Regions from separate parts of the Mus musculus genome. Here region 1 is linked to region 2. A link is a contact called in ENCODE Hi-C or POLR2A ChIA-PET data. All regions are on one chromosome and are shown on one strand. The core of a region is the stretch at or near the end of the contact, and the rest is flanking DNA. Distances in the headings are between cores, read along the strand shown. Region 1 holds the start of Tuba4a (tubulin, alpha 4A). Region 2 holds the start of Ptprn (protein tyrosine phosphatase, receptor type, N).

What was found. A loop is a pair of places that touch in the nucleus more often than their neighbours do. ChIA-PET counts read pairs that join two places held with the same protein, here RNA polymerase II (POLR2A).
Region 1: a loop to region 2 is called in a map of left cerebral cortex, with 4 times the contacts of the local background. The contact joins the promoter of Tuba4a here to the promoter of Ptprn in region 2. A Hi-C loop is called at or near these places in 3 of 37 maps with a recorded cell type or tissue (all left cerebral cortex). POLR2A ChIA-PET finds 5 or more read pairs at or near these places in 4 of 5 experiments (Patski and embryonic stem cell).

Annotation. Positions count from the first base shown.
Region 1 is chr1:75,215,102-75,221,084 of GRCm38, reverse strand. It overlaps Tuba4a (tubulin, alpha 4A), which reads left to right and starts at 1,791. Exons shown (of 4, transcript NM_009447.4): 1 at 1,791-1,892; 2 at 3,651-3,873; 3 at 4,110-4,258; 4 at 4,492-5,983. The coding sequence starts at 1,890. The coding sequence ends at 5,463. A630095N17Rik (RIKEN cDNA A630095N17 gene) reads left to right here. Exons shown (of 3, transcript NM_001243090.1): 3 at 512-990. The coding sequence ends at 625. Stk16 (serine/threonine kinase 16) reads right to left here. Exons shown (of 8, transcript NM_011494.5): 8 at 5,479-5,983.
Region 2 is chr1:75,259,835-75,266,036 of GRCm38, reverse strand. It overlaps Ptprn (protein tyrosine phosphatase, receptor type, N), which reads left to right and starts at 1,829. Exons shown (of 23, transcript NM_008985.3): 1 at 1,829-2,033; 2 at 3,664-3,714; 3 at 3,897-4,010; 4 at 5,370-5,466. The coding sequence starts at 1,910.

The sequences.
Region 1 (5,983 bases), core at 542-3,041, 45 kb after region 2:
CTGCTCAATTGCAACTCCCTGAGGGCCCCATCTCTGAAGTACAACAGTTCATTGAATGAATACATGCTTATCAAATGTCCCAAGTACCATACTAAAAACCAGGGACCCAAAGAAGGACGCAGCATAGTCCTTGCCTTGGCTCATAAGCTACAGCACATACAGGTGTGCTGTGCATATACTAAGTGTGAGTGGAAGCTGTGGGGGCTCAGGTGGCTCCTTATACATTGCTCTGCTAGCCTTGTACACAATCCTGTGCCTGTCTGACCTCAAGACTGAAGTGGTTACCTCAGTTTTACAAAGAACGGAATCTGAAGGCCAAACAGGTTTAGAGTTTTGCCTAATTGTTCAGATCTTTTTCTATCCCTTGTGCCGTGTGGGTTCATAGGAAACGAGAAGATCTTCAGAGTGGCCACTGTGTCCTGTGATCATCAAGACTCATTCCTTTGCACAGACCATGACCCATGATTGCAAGCGGCTTAACCAAATGTCCGTGTCCATTTTCTTTTTACAGAGGAGACCCTCTCCCAACCATGGTGCTAGGGATCAAACCCAGAACTTCACAAATGATGACAGCATGCTACCAACCGAACTACACACTCAGCCTCTCCCAACGAAATTCTCCTAACCAGATGTCAAGGACTAGAAAGAGATCTTGTGAAATGTATTGTATTCTTTTCTATGACTTCTCTTAAGTCAAATGCCACTAGCTACTTTGTTGATAGAACGTCTGCCATTGCTGTATATATTTCGGCCTTGTGTTATGCTGACAAACAGCTCTGTCCCTAAGAAGAGAATGGAAGCCCATGCTGGTGAAATCTTTTTCAAGTGATGACTACCTTAGGAGTCAGAATTTTTATGGCCATGAAAACCAGCACCTGGGCTCCTCCTGAGGGATTTTTTTTCCGGTGGGGGTGATGTATGTCTGAGAAAGCAGAAATAGTTTTTAGAAAGGCCTGTCCTAGTACGAAATGGAAATAAAACGTAGAAAGGAGGTATCTCTTCGACTGTACAAGCCAAGAACTCAGTGACACTAAGTCACTTGCCCAAGGTTGCATAAGGCCGACCGGATGCTGTTCCAGAGGCTCCAGGTTCTGTGCTCCACCGCAGCAGGTAGGTGGTCGAGGCGGGGAGCTAACTAATAGTGACGGCGCTAATGACGGAGCCTCTGACCAGCGAGTGGCCTGGCCGGTGAAAGGTGGCAGATTCTCGCGTCGGCCCTCACAGATTGGCTGCGCCGCTCGGCTTTGAGGGATAGTCTACCGGATCGGCACCCTGGGGCTCAGGCTCTGTAGTTCTAGGTCCTCGGCCTCCTACAGGTGTGGGCGAAAGCCTACCAACTCGGCCGGGGACCAGCAGGCGGCGGTCTGCTGTAAGGGGGTCTCGGGCGACCAGTCCCAGCTGCCCAACCCGCCCGAGCCCGGGAGGCGACGCTGGGAGGACAGCGGAGAAGGCCGGGGACAGCCGCTTTTGAAGGATTGCTTGAGCTTCATCCGCCCTAAATCGGAATACCTGCACCATGAGCGTCTACATGACGCGGGTGCATTCGAGACACGCTCCGCCACCGCACCCTGCGTCTCTGCTTCGGACCTTCGGAATCCGGGACATCGGCTCAAAACTAGGAACGAATATGGGCCGCTGCTTCTAAGCCAAACCCGACAGGTGAGAGAATCCGGAGCGGCAAGGGGAGGGGATACGCCTAGGTTTCACTCCCCTGGTGGCCACCTATCCTGACGGGGATGTAGTCTTTAAACCACCCCGCCCCATGGTGGGCGGGCTGAGCGCGCAGGTCCCGCCTCCTGCCTATAAGAGCGGTGCGGCACTGCAGCTCCGCAGATCTCACCGAGACCCGTGACCCCGACTCTACGTGAGACGTACAGCCCAAACTCATCATGGTGAGTGAGGCCCCGCCAGGATCTCTCCGGTCCTATAAACAAATGTCCCGCTTCTCTGGGGGAACCTTCCACTAGAGATCTGAAGACCCTTTCCTTAGCATTCCGAGTTTCCAGGAGATGTAAGAGTTTTGCACTTCCCCCACCTCTCCCGGTGACTTTGACCTAGTGTGTTGTCCACCTTCAGAAGCTGGGGACTGAGGGAGGGTGTTTCACTAGCAGAGAGGAGCCCTTCTGTAGTGTCCTCCTGCCCTACCAAGCGTCTGTGTTCCAACCCTCCTGAGGGGAGTCACGAGGTTCCGTACCCAGTGCTCTCCTCCGGCAGCAGAAGACCTGCTCAGCTGCCCCCGCCACCCATACCCCCTGAGTGAGTCCCTGGAACTGACCGAACACGTGCCTGGCGCCGGTTGGTTTAAGGGGTTACTTGGTACCGCACCCCGTCTTCCTCCGTGTGCCTTCTTCCCATCTACACCCCCCACATGACTCAGCACCCCCTCCTGAGCCAGGAGGGGTGGCGGGAATGGGGTTCGGTCTCGGGAGGCCAGCGGGCCCCTCCTACCCGAGTGCGGGTGCTCGCGGGTGCTCGGAGAACAGGCAGAGACAGCTGGCGCTGATCGACAGCCCCGGCCTCGGCCAGGTGGCGGGGGAAGGGAGAGAGGTGTATGAAGGGGTTTGTATTTATAGCCCGGAGCGGGGGCAGAAATCCAACCCGAGCTTTCAACTGGGAAGTAACTGGAAAGACTCCAGTGGGAGAGCAGACGTAGGGCCCAGGTACAGATGGCGTTCCCCTGGCTTGTGCAGCAAGGCGGGTTTCCTCAAGGGCCTCCTAGCAGGTTCCACTTCCTTTTCTGGGTATTTAGAAATTGTCGTGCCCCACCCCGCCCCCACGCGCCATTTGGTTGTGAAAAGGGAGGCGCACAGGTTCTATAGACCTGGGCGTTGCAGGGGTTAAATTATGGACCACCTAGATGTAGCCTTAAGTTGCCAGGGCTCCAGTATGTATACCTGTATTGCCTGCCCCTGCCGTCAGCGTTTACCCGTATTATCGCTGCTATTTCCATGTGGGCTGAGGCGAGGATGGAGGTGGTGAAGCAACGCAGAGTGTGAGGGTGGAGGTGGGGAGAGGAGCCAGATGGGATTGATCCCTCAGGGCCAGATGGAACTTAAAAGTGGAGGTTCTAGCATCCTGAAGGCCAGAATGGTCAGTTGATACCAGATGGAAGGTTGAGACACCTCTTTGCCCACAGGAAAGAAGGGGAGAGGGTTGTGAGAATTTTCAAGGCAAAGATTAACCAGGGAGGAAGCTGCTGGCTATAAACTATAAAACATATTTCTAGACGCTGCACGATCTGGAAGCAACTGGAAAGTCTTCTGTCTCTCGGTGTCTATCCCTCTCTGTGTCTTTCTCTCCCTGCACCCTTATTATAATTGCTGAAGCCCTGCCTGTCAGGTGTGCATGTCCTCTCTGTCCTGTGTATCCTGTGGATGTAACAGGATTATACAGCTCTCACTTGGTAAATTCTCTACTGAGAAGTAGGCTAAGGGGTTGGTCTGCCCTGCTGGCTACCTCCAGTCTGGGGAGCCCTGTGCTGAGGAGACTGGAGAGGCTGCCAGCTGCTTCTGACCACCATGAGTCCCAACCTTACCATACTTTTACCAACTGAGTAATCTCAGCCAATAGGCAAAAGGGTGAGAAAGAACCGAATGAAGTGGGTAGTTGTGGGTAAGGACTTATGCTGTGACCTTCTCTGTATCCCTCAGCGCGAGTGCATTTCAGTCCATGTGGGGCAGGCAGGTGTCCAGATGGGCAATGCCTGCTGGGAGCTCTACTGTCTGGAACATGGGATTCAGCCTGATGGGCAGATGCCCAGCGATAAGACCATTGGTGGAGGGGACGACTCCTTCACCACCTTCTTCTGTGAAACTGGAGCTGGAAAACATGTGCCTCGGGCAGTCTTTGTGGACCTGGAGCCTACTGTAATCGGTGAGCAAGGGGGGGAGGGGTCCCCTTTTGAGGAAAGTGGAGTGTCTCTTGAAGAATGTCTTGGCTGGGTTTTTGTGATCTTTGAAGCCTCTTGGTTTATTTGAAGCTGAAGATGGATGCTGGCAGAAGGATGAGCTAGCTCTTTTATCTATCTGGCTTCAGCTGCCACTCAGTGGGTGGGGAGGGGGAAGGAGCAGAGTCAGGTGGTTTTTGCAATGTGATATATGGTTTTTCAGATGAGATCCGAAATGGCCCATACCGTCAGCTCTTCCACCCAGAGCAGCTTATCACTGGGAAAGAAGATGCAGCCAACAACTATGCCCGTGGTCATTACACCATTGGCAAGGAGATCATCGACCCAGTGCTGGACCGGATCCGCAAGCTGGTGAGACTACATACAGCCTGGCAGGGAGGAGGGAGCTTTGGACTCTGTGCTCAGGAAAAGTATTTTTTTCGGATCCATTTCTAGGATGATCACTAGTTGTGTCTCAGAAATTGATGCTGTTAGGGGATATTCAGACTTTGTCCTAACATCTGAGATACTTTAGACCTTACAAAACTAGAAAATTCCTCAGGCCTTTCCCCTACCTATATTGCTCTTTCTTCCTTGCCTTTCAGTCTGATCAGTGCACAGGACTTCAGGGCTTCCTAGTATTCCACAGCTTTGGAGGGGGCACCGGCTCTGGCTTCACCTCTCTGCTGATGGAGCGGCTTTCTGTTGACTATGGCAAAAAGTCCAAGCTGGAATTCTCCATCTACCCAGCCCCCCAAGTGTCCACGGCTGTAGTGGAGCCCTACAACTCCATCCTGACCACCCATACCACCCTGGAACACTCAGACTGTGCCTTCATGGTGGACAACGAAGCCATTTATGATATCTGCCGCCGTAACCTAGATATTGAGCGTCCAACCTATACCAACCTCAACCGCCTCATCAGCCAAATTGTCTCCTCCATCACAGCTTCCTTGCGCTTTGATGGGGCCCTCAATGTGGACCTGACAGAGTTCCAGACCAACCTGGTGCCCTACCCTCGCATCCACTTCCCCTTGGCTACCTATGCACCAGTCATTTCTGCAGAGAAGGCCTACCATGAGCAGCTGTCAGTGGCAGAGATCACCAATGCCTGTTTTGAGCCTGCCAACCAGATGGTGAAATGTGACCCTCGGCACGGCAAGTACATGGCCTGCTGCCTGCTGTACCGTGGAGATGTGGTGCCCAAAGATGTGAATGCTGCCATAGCTGCCATCAAGACGAAGCGCAGCATCCAGTTTGTGGACTGGTGCCCCACAGGCTTCAAGGTTGGCATCAACTACCAACCACCCACTGTGGTGCCTGGGGGTGACCTGGCCAAGGTGCAGCGTGCTGTGTGCATGCTGAGCAACACAACCGCCATTGCTGAAGCCTGGGCCCGTCTGGACCACAAGTTTGACTTGATGTATGCCAAGAGGGCTTTTGTACACTGGTATGTGGGTGAGGGAATGGAGGAGGGGGAGTTCTCTGAGGCTCGAGAGGATATGGCTGCCCTGGAAAAAGATTATGAGGAAGTAGGCATCGACTCCTATGAGGACGAGGATGAGGGAGAAGAGTAGACCGCTACTTGGAGCCTGTTCACTGTGTTTATTGCAAAATCCTTTCGAAATAAACAGTCTCCTTGCATGGTTTCTTGTCCCCTTTGTAACTGCTTGAGCCTCTGCTTGTCCCCCTTTCTGCTTTGGCTGCTACCTCCCGCTATTGGCCGCTTGTGACCTTTTAATTTTACCTTCACATGGCTGACAGTGAGACTTGCCAAGGGGGCCCCATATTGAGCCCCAGAAAGCAGGAACCCAAGGACTTCAATGTAAGGTCCTAAGGACTCGCAGAATAGGAAAGAAACAAGGACCAAACCCTGGACCTGTCTGTCTAGCTACAAGCTATTGCAAGATACAAGTCTTCACTTTCTGAAATATCTGATAGTCTGTGTTGGATGATTGGACTACTTTATTCTTCTTGCTGCTGCTTCACTCAACAGCTCTAGAAGGCTTGGCCCAGGCGTCATTGAACACTGAGGATTTGGGAATGGGGGCTGGGCGGGCCCAAAGTTCCCGGGCATACAGCCACCTCACAAACTTG
Region 2 (6,202 bases), core at 580-3,079:
ACTCATCAGGCAGAAGCAGGAAGATTTCTAAGTCTGAGGTCAGCCTGGTCTACAGAGAGAGTTCCAAGACATCCAGGGCTACACAGAGAACGCTGCCTCAAACAAACAAACAAACAAACAAACAAACAAAAACAAAAGGAGAGGAGGAGGAGGAAGAGAGAGAGAGAAGAAAGAAAAGAATTAAATGCAACAGTGATCCTTGGTTGACTCATATTTGAACAAATAGCCAAAAAGACGTTTTGGAAATAGTTTGAGACAGTTGAATATGAATTGAGTTCTAAGTGATATTATTGTAGAAAAGTGTTCCTATTTCCTAGAGATGCATATTGAAATATTTATGAGGAATTTCATAATGTCTACCATAAATATTAAAAGGAAGCAAACACACCCCAAATGTCAATAACTGTGAAGTCTAGATAAGTGGTTTTTTTTCACTAAACCATTTTGGTTTTTTAATTCGCTTTATAAAGGCCTCTCTCTCTCTCTGTGTGTGTGTGTGTGTGTGTGAGAGAGAGAGAGAGAGAGAGAGAGAGAGAGCAGAAGACAACATCATAGAGTTGATTCTCTTCTGTCTTTATATGGATTCAAAGAATCAAACTCAGGTCATCGGGTTCGGATAGTGAATGTGTACCTGCTGAGCTATCTCACCTGACCCATATTGTCTTAAAAACAAAACAAAAAGAAACAACGACTAGAAAGCAAAAGGATAATGCAATTAATTTGAACTTTAGAAAACTCTGTAGCTTACTGGATAACTAAGAATATTAAAAAGCCACTGAGGAAATTACTGTGATAAGGCTGGGGGGGGGGAGGGGTGGTTTGATGTGGCGTGTACCTTATGTAGAAATCATAAGATCGTCAATAAGCTTGAGACAGGAAGCTAAGGGACAGCCAGAGCTAATAACAAATGGCAGTACTCACCAAGTGCAGCTGGGCAAGCAGCAAGGCTGATGTTCGGAAGCACAGCAGGATATCTACAGGCGGCGACGATTTCTGGGCTAATTCAAATGAGCTGACAGAGAAGATGCTAAGTATTCCCAACACAAAGAAACTATAAAGGTCTGAAGTAATAGATACGCCAGGTATGTGGATCTGGTCATTACACATTGCATACATCCGTGTACATGTACTGACTGTCACTGTGTACATTTGTGTATGATTGCTTTGTACCAACTAAGCGAAAAGCAAATACTAAAGAAGGTAACCGTTTCAAGAGTCAGATGAGTAGATTGCAAGAGGAAACGAAGTTAATGCGTAGGAGTGTTTGCGATATGCAGGTCCAGGTCTTGCTGCAGTGTCTAATTACATAAATTCTCACCACTACCCTGTGGGGCAGGTGCTTTTTGGCTTCTTCAGACAAGAGTAAGCAACTAGCTCATCCCTTGCTATCCCAGTGCGAGTGCCTAACCATCTCTGATTTTTCAGGAAGACGCCAGTAGCGATAATGGAACCATGGTAAGAGTTCCTGTTCTGATCTCTTAAGCTTCTTGTATCACGGTTTATACTCCCTGGCCCACGTATCTTTCCTGTTCCCTATAGTACTTGAGTCCTTCTCACCAAACCTGAGCCAGGGAGACAGAGGCGGTGGACCTGAAAAATACAGGTCAGGAGTGGGTGGACCCAGTGGGAATTCTAGGGAGGAACCTACTATATGGTGGAGGAGGCTTAGGTTGAGTAGGTCCCCGGCTAAGAGGGGGCTCTTACGCCAGTATGACGCAAATAGGCATAAGAGCCGGGGGTGGAGATGTCGTCATTGCACGCCTGCAGTTGGCCGGGTCGCCTCAAGAGGGGCAACTAGACCCCGCCTTGGAGGTGGGTGGGGAGTGGCAGACTCCGCCTAGGCTCCTGGGCTGACTCCCACCAACGTCGCCGAGACTCTGGCCGGAGAGAGAGCTCAGAGCCGGGAAGGATGAGGCGCCCGCGGCGGCCCGGGGGCTCCGGGGGCTCCGGGGGCTCCGGGGGCCTCCGGCTGCTGGTCTGCCTGCTGTTGCTGAGCGGCCGCCCCGGGGGCTGCAGCGCCATCAGTGCCCACGGTCAGGAGAAAACTTGATGGGGGCGGGGGGAAGCGTCGCAAAAGCAAGAAGCTCGGGTAGGATAAATGTTGGAAGGCGGCGGGGGGGGGGGTGTTTGTAGGGTGAGGAAGATGAGAGGACATGAAGTGAGATGAAGGGAGATGGAGGTGAGGAAAGGGGCGTAGGCTGGGAGGTGGAGCCGGGATTCGCAGGCGGGACCTGGAAAAGTGGGCTCCAGGGAAGACTAGGTACAGGAGGAGGAGCGGGGGTGCACGCGAGTTGAGAGATTTAGAGGGACTACAGGACCGTGGGAGAAGCCAGAGGCATCGGGGTGGAGACCCGAGATGGAGAATCGGAAGCCGAGAAAGAGGAATGGGCGACCACCGGTGGCAGGAGCCTCTCCACTGTTACCCGACTCCAGCTTCCCTGTAGGACTGGCTAGAGACAGAGCAGGATTTATCTTTTAAGTCTAGAGAGGCCATTTGCTCGAGTTGGTCGGCTATAAGAAGGGGAACACGCAAGGGGAGGGAACGGAAGAGGAGTAAAAGGGGAGGGTCCTCTTCTTGTCCCCTTTCCCACAGCCGGGCCTGGTGCTGACTCACATCTAAGCGGATATAGTCAGCGCTGACTCATGGGCCCGGGATGGGGGTGGGAAGGTGGCGGTGGGGGGAAGGGGCGCAGCCTCTCCATCTGGCTCCCTCTTTTCCCACCTTGGCTTGGGGGCCAGTGCACGGTACTTCCTGTGAGGCCAAGAGTTAACAAGACAGAGCGGAAGGATGAGCCACTCCTTGTCCTGCCACCCTTCCCTTGGTAAACGTCTCCTTTCCCGACGTGCCATTAGCTCCTAGGTTCAGAACCATGGACAGCGCCATCAACTCTGCCTGGGACAGGCTGCCCCAGAATCAAGCACCGGCATCCCTTCCCTACCACGCGGGGGTGGGGGTGGGGGGGTGGGAGGGAGTGCTGGAGCTTCCTCCTCTAGTTCCACGCCACTAGAATTGGGATGCTTTGAGAGATTTGGGGAACCACCGTTTCCTTTTGAATTTGGCCACGAACTCTCCCACAATGCTACATAATTTACCCTCCCTTCCTCCCACATTCCAATTCCCACTTAGGCAAATTGAGTCATTAAAGACTGAAACTAAGATCTTCAGACCCCAAAGCTAGACCCCATACTTCCTCAATAATTCTTGGCCTTGGGGCTTGAGAGATGACTCAGTCAGTAGGGTGCTTGTCATACAAGCATGAGGGCCTGAATTTGGATCTTCAGCACCCATATGAAAATCCATGCGTAGTGACTGATGTCTAACCCCAGTGCTGGAAAGTAAGAGAGTCAAATCCCTTGCGTGTGCTGAGTGAACACTAGGTTCAGTGAGGTACCCAGTCTTGAAAATACAAAATGTGGAAGATACCCAACATTGACCTCTGGCCACATGCACATATATAAATTTGTATGAATATATATGCCAGGGAGAGAGAGAGAGAGAGAGAGAGAGAGAGAGAGAGTTAGTTAGTTCTAGGCTTCTTCCCTACTGTCCTCCCGACTTAAAGCCTTCCTTAGAAAGAAGCAATGGGGCCATATCTCCTTCCTGTTTCTAAACCATCTGACTGTCCTCTGTGTTCTGTGTTCTGAGAATCTTCTCTTTCACAGGCTGTCTGTTTGACCGCAGACTTTGTTCGCATCTGGAAGTCTGTATTCAGGGTGAGTAGGGCCCTGGCATAGGATTCCAAAGACAAAAATGGGGAGGGAGAGGTCAGCTGTGAGGAGAGCAGAGAAGCACAACTCTAAAGCTAGAGGAGGTGGAGAGAGCCCTGTCCCTCTGCAGCCTGGGCTTTGGGAAGCTTCCTGCAAAAGCCCTGACAACAAGACCTTTGTGCTTTTAGATGGCTTGTTTGGACAGTGCCAGGCAGGAGTGGGGCAGGCACGGCCCCTCTTACAAGTCACTTCCCCAGTTCTCCAGCGCCTACAAGGTGTGCTCCGGCAACTCATGTCCCAAGGTGAGGTCTGGTTGCATTGGAACGCAGAGATTGGAAGTTGGTGTGGGTGGGAAGTAAAGGGCCACCTTACCCAAAGCTTTCTATTCATACAAATTAATCATTATATCCATTCACGAAGCCCCACCTTCTTAGATTTTTCTAGATAAGGGGGCAAATAAACACAATGATAGGATCCCAGAGATGGGGTTCTCTGGAGTTGCACACAGAAAGCCTGCAGGGGAGGTTGCTGGAAATTATTTTTTAGGTTTGTTGGAATTTCGCTTGCTTGTTTGTTTTGAAACAAGCTCTCACTGTGTAGCCCAGGCTAGCTCCAAATTTATTATATCGTCCAGGCGATTCTTTTGCTTTAGCCTTCCATGAACAGGACTACAGGCATGTACCTCTGCATTCAGCTTCTATGTATGTCTTAAGAAGTTTACTGCAACAAATGGTCCCTTGGAGGAGTTAACTGTAGCAGGAGCACAGACAGTTCTAATGCATGGAATAGATGTTTGCAGGTCCCAAGACATGAGTCATGAGTAACCCAGATTATGAATCCAGAGCAGGATCTGGGCATAGTGCCAGGCAACTGTGATCCTAGCACTCAGGGGACTGAGGCAGAAGAATCCCCTTGAGTTTCAGGTCATCCTGTGCTAATGAGACCCTGACTCTACATAAATAAACCCACAGAAGGAAGAATGGAGGAGAATGAGGTGAGGTCCCTCTAGAAGGGATGAGAGATCTCTTCTGAGAGCAGAGCTTCATGGGTAATGAGTCAAACAGGATCAACATGCTCCATGCTGCTGCAGGGAGGACATGAGGAGGATGGCCGTGGGGAGGATGGTCCAGGTGTTTGAAACAGGCATATGGAAGATTTCATATTCCTGACCATACTTTATCTCTACGGAAGCCTACAGAATATGTATTGTTCCCACTCCACACAAGACCCAGGCTCAGAATGGAGACCCACAATTATGACAGGGCCAGTGGCATTTGTTAAGAGTTCTCCATGTCACAGAACTATTTTCCACGATATGTCCTTTTAATTATCACAACAATCTTAGGAGGCACGTATCCCCAGATGAGAGAGTTAAGGTCCAGAGAGAACTGAGATGAAGGAATGGAGGCTTAACAACTTGCCTAAATTCCCCAGTTCTTTAGGAACCAAAGCTGGATTCCAGCGCAGGTAGCTTGACTCCAAAAGTCGTAGCTGAGGGTAGAGGTAGAAAGTCAGCTCAGCTCGCCCACTGTGTCTCCAATCCCTGGCACTTCCTCGTCCCACCCCAACTCTGCCCATCACAACTCAATGTAGGGAATGGGATATACTCCTGGCTGTAACTAGCTCTCGAGTCAACTCTGCCCTACCCTTCCTCCTTTCAGGCTTGTCCTGGCATGATGACCTTACCCAGCATGTGATCTCCCAGGAGATGGAACGCATCCCCAGGCTTCGCCCCCCAGAGCCCCATCCAAGGGACAGGTAGGCAGCCTTTCCCAACTGCCTTAGACTGTTGAAACTGGTGACCTGTGACCTTCCTTATAGGCGCCGGGGTGGGGTGGAGATGGCAAGGTCTGCAGACTGGGGCACAGGAACAACCACATTGAGAATGGTCCTTCCCTCTGACGGGTTGACACACTCATTAGAAGCTGAGCTTATCCTGGAAATCCAGCAAAACAGGACACTGATAGATACATTGAAAAGATGTTGGCATTTGACATCTCATATTTTTGGTTGTGAGCCTAGCCTTTAACGGCTGAGCCATCTCTCTAGCCTGGCATTTGACATCTTAAAAGAAGAATTAAAGTAGTTGTTATGAACAAACTAGAGTTTCCTTGGATGCACCTAAGTAGTTTGTTCCTGTGTGGAATTGTGTAGGGCAGAAAACAGCACTATCTCTCTCTCTCTCTCTGCTGAGACCCTCTACATCGGTAGTTCTCAACTTTCCTAATGCTGCTTATTACAGTTCCTTGAGTAGTGGTGACTACCCACCCTCCAACCATAACATTATTTCTTTGCTGCCTCATAACCGTAATTTTGCTACTGTTAGGAATCATAATGTAGATATCTGTGTTTTCTGATGGTCTTAGGTGATGCTTATGAAAGGGTCCTTCGACTCCCAAAACGGTCAAGACCCACATGTCGAAAACTGCTGCTCTAGAGGCAATTCTCAGACAGAAGAAGGGCGTGTTGAGTTCACATATGACACGTGGTCCAA